Linked DNA regions of Mus musculus: regions 1 and 2 are each linked to region 3. Evidence: chromatin loops called from intact Hi-C (ENCODE). Cell type or tissue: heart. All regions are shown on one strand.

Region 1 (2,500 bases), 160 kb before region 3:
GTAAATTTTGAAAGTCTTTAATTTGCAGCCCTTCTCTTTCCTTCCCTTTTCTTGTCAAATAAAGCCTGATGGGGCGTTCCCTTCTCAGGCCTCAGCACCTCTCTTCTCTGACTTCAGCGGCTCGCTCAGTGGGCATTTCTATCTGTGCTTTCACACTGGAGTGGGCGTCTTCAGGACAGTTTATGGAAATGCTCCAGGCTAGCCATTCCCTTCTACTGTTCCAGTCTCTCCTACTCCCTTCTCCTACTGCTGCCTGGGCTGTTTGTGTCCTTCACTTTACGCTAAATGGAGGCCATGCTAATGACAGCCTTTTTCATGCAGCCAGTCATGTAATGCCTTCTTTTGATAAAGGGACGTGTTTCTTTCAGTTAATTTTTTCACATGCTTTTCCTTTTCTTTTGATATTTTCAGATGCCAGGATCATGGGAAGTATGCTACTTAAAAATAAGAACTGGGTTTTGGCCTCATTTCTTCCTGATAATTGAGCCTTAGCGAGTCATGCAGGTCCCCTGTCCCAGAGGGGAGCACTTGAAAGGCCCCTTTGACCTGTATTCTCTGTGTTTCATATGCTTTATAGTTTCACTGTTTCTGTGTGCTTCTTTGTTTCCATGTTTTACCACCAGAATTGACACACACATGCACACATGCACACATATACATGCTCAGGTGAGACTTAGAAGTTAGGGGACTTTTGTTAGCAAGCATTGAACACTAGACATATTTCAAAATTGTGACTTTACAAAGATGGCACAGTGTCTGTATTATATGTTTTATAACACCAAAAGCAAACACATTAGCACTCATGTTCCTTGGGCAAAGTATGTAACAAGTCACATGAAGTGAACAGTAGAAGCCTCATGTCGGGTTAGGTTTGCTAACAAAAATGAATTTTGACACAAACTTTACAATAAAAACTATTTTCAGAACTTTTGATTTTGGACTTGTGAATTATAGGGCGGTCATATTTTTCTATTGTTTAGGGATAATTTTTCTGATTTGTTTCCTATCTTAATGAACAATTTGAGTTCTAGTAAATAATTTTCCTGATTCCTTTGTTTTTCCTTGGAATTCACAACCAGTTTTTTTCATCCATGGCTGCTTTGCATTTACGTCTTCCCTAACTCAGAACCATGCTACTTTCCTAGGAAGTCCTGGCAAAGTTTGGATAAGTTTATCCTTGGCATTGCTCATGGAGAACCTCAGCCAACCCAAGCCTGCCTGCTTTGCAGTTGAATTCTTTCTTGGGCGTAGTGTTAATCAGCCTTCAGTTTATAATTTGTTGATCCTCATTTTTTTGCCTTGTGTAATTTTGTTGCTATATTCAGATGATGCCACAAGATGGTGCCCAAATAGCAAGGAATTTCTCTCTCACATTCCCAGCCAACTTCCTTCCCCTTAACAGTACAGTCAAGTGTAGTTTAGAGATTTTTTTTTAAGTGATGTTCATGATTTGGAAGATAGGTTGAGATAGCAAGTGTTAAAACTCACCTTGATTTCTGTAATCTACCTGGTTCATGACTTGAAGACTCTTTTGTAGACATTGTCAGTCTGGAATAAGAACTCTTAAAAAGAATCATTTAAGGCTTATAATATGTATTTCTGGTATTAAGGTGAATGGCTGTCAGCTATAAAGTTAGAACTGGTATTGTGCATAAAAGAAACTATTTGGAGCACAAAGTTGTATATGTTATATTGGAGACACCTACCAGTACACCTAGGTGTACCTCAGAGCTCAGTTACCTAGACACTGTGAGCTCCTTTGCTAAAGTGGTCCTCCTGCATTAGTTTTTTAGGTAGCTGGGCTTACAAGCATGGTCTGCTGCTCTCAGCTAGTATATATGTACTGGCAAATGAAAATGAAAAATGAAGTTTCTATATTAAAAATAATTTAAGATGTATTATACAATTTATATTTTTTTGTCTTAAAAATTAATCACTCCTTTTCCTCCATTTTATCTGGTGATTATTTTTTCTTTCTGGAATAGTCTCTAGAACAGTGGTTTTCAAGCTATGGGTTGATCCTTTTCACAGGGGTCACCCAAGACCATTGGAAAACACGGGTATTTGCATTGCAATTTATAACAGTAGCGAAATTATAGTTATGAAGTAGCACACATATAATTTTATGGTTGGGGTCACCACAACATGATGAACTGTATCAAAGGGTCGCAACGTAGGAAGGTTGAGAACCGCTGCTCTAGAACACTTTTGGTTTGGTTTGTGTTTAACGTGTGGAGCCCTGAGTTTCATCCTAAGCATGACAGAAAAGAAAAGGAGGAAAGGTAGAGAGAGAAAGGGGAAAAAAAAAGAAAGAAAACAAAACCAAGAGTAGTATCAATTCTTTAAAGCACTTGGAAAGCTAAAAAAATGTTAACCTCTGGGATCAGGTGAAAGGTGATCAGGGAATCCCCCTGTCTCGTGAATAATCTTTGTCTTGTAATTTGATTAAAGGAGACTTAGTGGCTGTGTGAAATCTATAATCATATGATTAACATTGGCC
Region 2 (2,500 bases), 83 kb before region 3:
TCTCTGCATACCTTACCAAGTAGTCACTGTTTCTAGTCTGTCCTGAGTCACATGCATTTAAATGTCCCAGTAACGCCATGAGGGGGGAGTCCAAGGGTGCTCCTCATGTTATGTTGGGAAACTGAGCCCCAGAGAGGTGGAACTGGCTTCCAGGATTTCTGGGGTGGAGCTGGCATCTCTGCTTAGGTCTGATCTACAGAGGCCCGGCCCCAGTCACTTCATCTCTGCTTCAGAAATGGCCTCCCTCCGAGGGCCTGTTGGCGCGCTAGGGTCTCCCAGTTTCTCCTTAGGATCTTTTCTGCCAGGTGCTCCAGAGAAAGATGTGGGGAGGAGAAGTGGCCTTCTCTCTCTGGCTTGGAGGCCGCTGTCCCCTCGCTTGGGGTATCATAGAGTAGGGGCACAGAGGCTTGGAAAGGACAATTATCGAACTCACTTTGTCCTCCCAGAAGCTATGAGGGGAACAACCAAATATCTCATTTCATAGTTAGGAAACTGAGGTACAGAGAAGAATGTATGACGTTATATACTGACAAGCATCAGAGGTGAGGCCTAAACTCACAGTGGCTGGCTCTGGACATACCTGATGTACATTATGCTGTATTTTAGGTCTCAGAGGGCTGAAGATGGAAGATGTGGCCCTTTAATATGGTTCCTCGTGTTGTGGTGACCCCCCCCAACCATAAAATTATTTCTGTTGCTACTTCATAACTGTAATTTTACTACCGTGACGAATTGCAACGTAAATATCTATGTTTTCTGGTGGTCTTAGGTGACCCCCGTGAAACAGTCCATTGATCCTGAGGGGACTGAGACCCACAGGTTGAGAACCACCGCTGTAGAAGAAGCAATAAGCCCTCCCTACTCATACTATGGGAAGCCGAGTTCTATATCTACCTTTTCCTCTGCATCCAGGCCCAAGGGCAAGGTGTAAGAAGAGGAAATATTTAACTTTTTGTGTTACTCTGACCAAAAACCTGTCAAGAGGCAACCTAAGGGAGAAAGAAATTACTTTGGCTCACAGTTGTAAGGATACAGACCCAGTGCGGTGGGGAAGGCAGCTGGTCCCATTACACCACCCGCCAGGAAGCAGCTGACAGGAAGTGAGGGCAAGGCTATCAAAAATGTAAGGCTCACGGCAGCCCCTAATACTTCCTCTATCAAGACTCCACCTGAAGTGTTTCCACCATCTTCCAAAACAGCAGAGCTTGCAGGAAACCAGGTGTTCAAACACATGAGACTGTGGGGGAGATTCCACATTCAAACCACAAGGGGGAGTGTGCTGATGGGTGGTAGGGAAAAGGCACCCATTTATCTACTGGTTCCTTGGGCGCATTGCACCTGCAGTGTGTCTCACACTGTGATTGGCACAGAGGAATTTGGCTTTCATTGGACTGAACTTGAGTTTTTATCTCCATCGGAAGCCAGTTACGAAACTTCCGGGCGTCAGTGTCCTTCCCTCCCCAGGGAAGCTGGTGGCAGCACAGTTTCTGAGCTATAAGGAGGCCTCCGTGAAGTTAAAGACACTGGGGACTTAGAATAGTGCACGCCTGTGTAAGAGCTGAACAAGTGGTGGCTGTCAGTGCTATTATTACCTCTGTCCTTGGGAGCTCACTGTCTGGTGGGGCCCAGACATTAAAAGGAAGTAGATAATTTCCTGATGACTTGGGCCAGGAAGTGAGGCGGCATTGCTCAGAGCAGTGAGGTTAGAATTCCTGCCTCCTTGCTCTCTCTGAAGTGTCTTGAGGTCAGTCCTGCACTTCATCCTGAGGCTGAGGCCAGCTTCAAGTGCTCCTTCTGCACTGGCCCAGGGGGGTGCTGGTGCCCAGATTGGGTGTCTATGTCACTTTGCCTGTTCTCGTCTTCTAAACGTTTGGGGGCAAAGCTTCTGGGGTGGAGGGAGCAGCCAAGACAGCTTCACAGCTCAGCACAGACAGAAGCCCACCGGTGAGATGGGAAAGCCAAATGGCCAAAGAAATATATAGGAGCAAGTTTAATGGCGTGGTGACAAGCCACTCCGTAAAGCGATTGCACGCTGGCAGGTGATAAGCATTTTAGAAGCAATGAGACAGAAAAGGATTACTTGGGGCATGCTGGGGATCCTCCCTCCCAGCCTAGAATTCCTCCAGGGAGTTCTCAGCCAGCCGTGTAGATAGGGAGGGGGTCACTCCCCTGCGGCGGGCCCCAATTCTCAAGCATCTCCGACTTTATCGTAGGCTCCGGTGGCTTCAGCCACTCTCAACCTCAGTTAAACCCGTGCTTTTCTTACCTCCTCACTCTCGTTATAGAAAAACAAATGATTTGATTTTTAGCTCTAGACTGTCAACTTCGTACCTCAAAGTTCATCTCCGGGAGCTGTGTTTCCATGATATTTTTAATAACTGAAATATCATCCTGGAGCAAATCATGGCGTGTCAAGAAAGCCACCACCCTTCTGGGAAGAAGAGTGTGTTGGACGTGGGGGAGATGGGGCTAAAGCTGGAGGTGACTCAGGGCTGTTGGC
Region 3 (2,500 bases):
TGCATGGCAGTCTACTTTACTATTGTCACTTTAAGTGGATGTCTCCTCCATACATTTTAAAGTCGGCTTTGATTCTCTCGAGCTTCCTCACAGCGCGTCGGCTTCTCCAAAGGGCCAGCGGACACAACAGAGACTGAGCTGACATCAGCTGGACGGACAGTGGCCGCTCTCTGGAGATTTCTTTGTCCGGATCCGTGGCCTGCTTCCTCACTGTAGGGCTCTGCTCAGATACTAATCAGCAAGCCCCACCCGGCACCAACCACGCTGGCACGATCTGTGTTCTTCATCCAAAGAAGAACAAAGCCCTTGTCACCACATGGTTAATTACACGTACATTTTGTCTCCGTCTCCTTGAGGAGGAGGGGGCATTGTCTGCTTTGCCGCTGCTGTGTCCCTCTCATGGGCATGGCACATTCACTCCGTGTGCTAGGGAAGCATGTGGAAAGATGACCTACCAACATTCCAGGGGCTGCCCAAACCACAGATGCTCCAGCACACACCAGTGCCCAGGCGCAGGCGTTCACAGAGCAGAATCCACATGTGGGTGGGGTCTGGCCTGGGGAACTTTTGGCCTTTTTTTAAACATTAAAGTTGAGACATCTTTATTACAGGTTGGAGAAACTTCTACCTTGGGCTCTCTTTTTAAAATTTAATTTTATGCATAGAGATATTTTGTTCCTGTGTGTGTATGTGTGTGTGGTATGTGTGTGTATAATGTGTGTAATATATGTATGTATGTATGCATGCATGCATGTGTATGTGTGTGTATGCATGTGTGTGTGCATGCATGTGTATGTGTGTATATGCATGTGTGTGGTGTGTGTGTGTATATATGGTATGTGTGTGCATGTATGTATATGTCTCTGTCTTATCTGTATGTATGTGTATGGTGCATGTGTGTGGTACATCATGTGCCAGGTGCCTGTGGATGTCAGAAGACCGCATCAGAAGCTCTGAAAACAGAGTTACAGATTGGGGTGAACAGTCCTGTGGGTGCTGGGACTTGAAGCCAAGAGCTCTACAAGAGCAGGAAGTGCTCTTAACTGAAGTGTGGAGATAGCTCTCCAGCCCCTGCCTTGGTTCCTCCTGATAATGGCAGGGGCTATCCTCAGTTCCTCCCTTTGCCTTACCAATGACATCTTTTATATTGCTAAATTAGCTCTGTACAGTGTGCACGCCTCTCCAGCCCTGTGCCCTCGTCACAGACTGCCATCTTGTGGTCCACTGAGCAGCTGCCTCTGGTATCTGGCTTTCCACACCATCTCCAGCACGGGCCAGGGGACTGATGAATCTTCTATAAACTTCTGCTTCCTGACTGAATACCTCTTCTGGCTCCTCACTGTCCCTGGATGAAACACAGTCCTAGCGTGAGCTCCCCCTGCTCTGTCCCCCACATAGTCTGTAGTGGGATGCTCTGGCCACAGGGGCTTTCTGCTCATACTTGCTTTGGCCTGCCAGCTTCCATTTTCCTCTGACCAGAGTACTTTCTCTCTCAGACATACATGTGGCTAGATCACATCAGCGCATGTGTCACCCCTTCAAGGAGTCACCGTCACCAGGGAAGTGTGGAACTTCACTTCTTATCACACTGTCTTCTGTTTTTTCTTTTCTTTCTGTCACCTACCTTCATTTAACGTTCCCTTGCTGTGTCTCAGATTCCCCACTGTCCCTGTCCCTAGGCCTGTTCTGGGCCTGGTGCAAAGCAGGCACTCAGGGAACACAGACTGACCATACCAGTCGATAAGCAGCCCGGGGGAAGCTGAGTTCTTTCAGATAGGTCAGGTCATTCCCACCAGCAGAGAGGTTTCAGGGGCCTCGCCCTAGGCAGATTTCCTCAGTAAAGCAGGAGTGGGAGGAGCATTGATGGAAGAGGTCTAGAAGATCCCCTGGGGATGGGAGGGAAGACAGAGGCTGCTTCTGCCCCTCCCCAGGTCTGCCGCCACAAACTGGAACTCCATTAATACAGTTTCCTTCAGCTACAGTGAGACAGACTGACGACCCTGGACCTTAGCCAGGCTTTGGTTAAGCTCTGTCTGGTTCTGATATTGTATCTATCTCCTCCATTCTCTCTCTCTCTCTCTCTCTCTCTCTCTCTCTCTCTCTCTCTCTCTCTCTCTCTCTCTCTCTCCATTTGGGCTTCTGTTATCGCCTGGTCCGTAGTCTCTGGTCCTTGATTCTATGGCAGTGGTTCTCATCCTTCCCAAAGCAACCCTTTCATACAGTTCCCCTTTTCATACAGTTCCTCATGTTGTGATGACCTACAACCATTAAAATTACCTTTCTTGCTACTTCATAACTGCAATTTTGCTATGGCTATGGCTTTTAATATAAATACTTTTGGAGACAGAGGTTTGCCAAAGGGGTCTGGACCCACAGGTTGAGAACCACTGTATTAGAAAGAGCTTTTGTAAGCAGTGCCTGTGTGTTTTCTTCATTTCATGCAGGACTTATGCAGTATAAAAGGCACCACGGTTCTTTTTTTTTTTTTTCCCAAGATGGG

Evidence for each region. Peaks named below come from ENCODE experiments on the same cell type or tissue, not always from the same donor. Only the 100,000 strongest peaks of a DNase experiment are listed, where the experiment ranks them.
Region 1: it touches region 3 in a loop (5-fold over the local background); 15 of 42 quality-filtered maps call a loop at or near these places.
Region 2: a loop joins it to region 3, with 3 times the contacts of the local background. A loop is called at or near these places in 11 of 42 quality-filtered maps.

The regions. Positions count from the first base shown.
Region 1 is chr19:42,588,094-42,590,593 of GRCm38, forward strand. The region is part of intron 6 of R3hcc1l (R3H domain and coiled-coil containing 1 like); the gene reads left to right. Among named protein-coding and RNA genes, the nearest start is that of Loxl4, 23 kb to the right of the region's middle. In heart, a CTCF peak has its summit at 1,335 (motif pointing right); no DNase peak of the experiment used is centred here; H3K27ac peaks cover 347 bases.
Region 2 is chr19:42,660,334-42,662,833 of GRCm38, forward strand. No RefSeq gene overlaps it. Among named protein-coding and RNA genes, the nearest start is that of Gm25216, 38 kb to the right of the region's middle. In heart, a CTCF peak has its summit at 1,259; a DNase peak (open chromatin) is centred at 1,458; H3K27ac peaks cover 1,059 bases.
Region 3 is chr19:42,743,196-42,745,695 of GRCm38, forward strand. The region is part of intron 4 of Pyroxd2 (pyridine nucleotide-disulphide oxidoreductase domain 2); the gene reads right to left. Among named protein-coding and RNA genes, the nearest start is that of Gm19437, 1.3 kb to the right of the region's middle. In heart, a CTCF peak has its summit at 1,228 (motif pointing left); a DNase peak (open chromatin) is centred at 1,236; H3K4me3 peaks cover 254 bases; H3K27ac peaks cover 985 bases.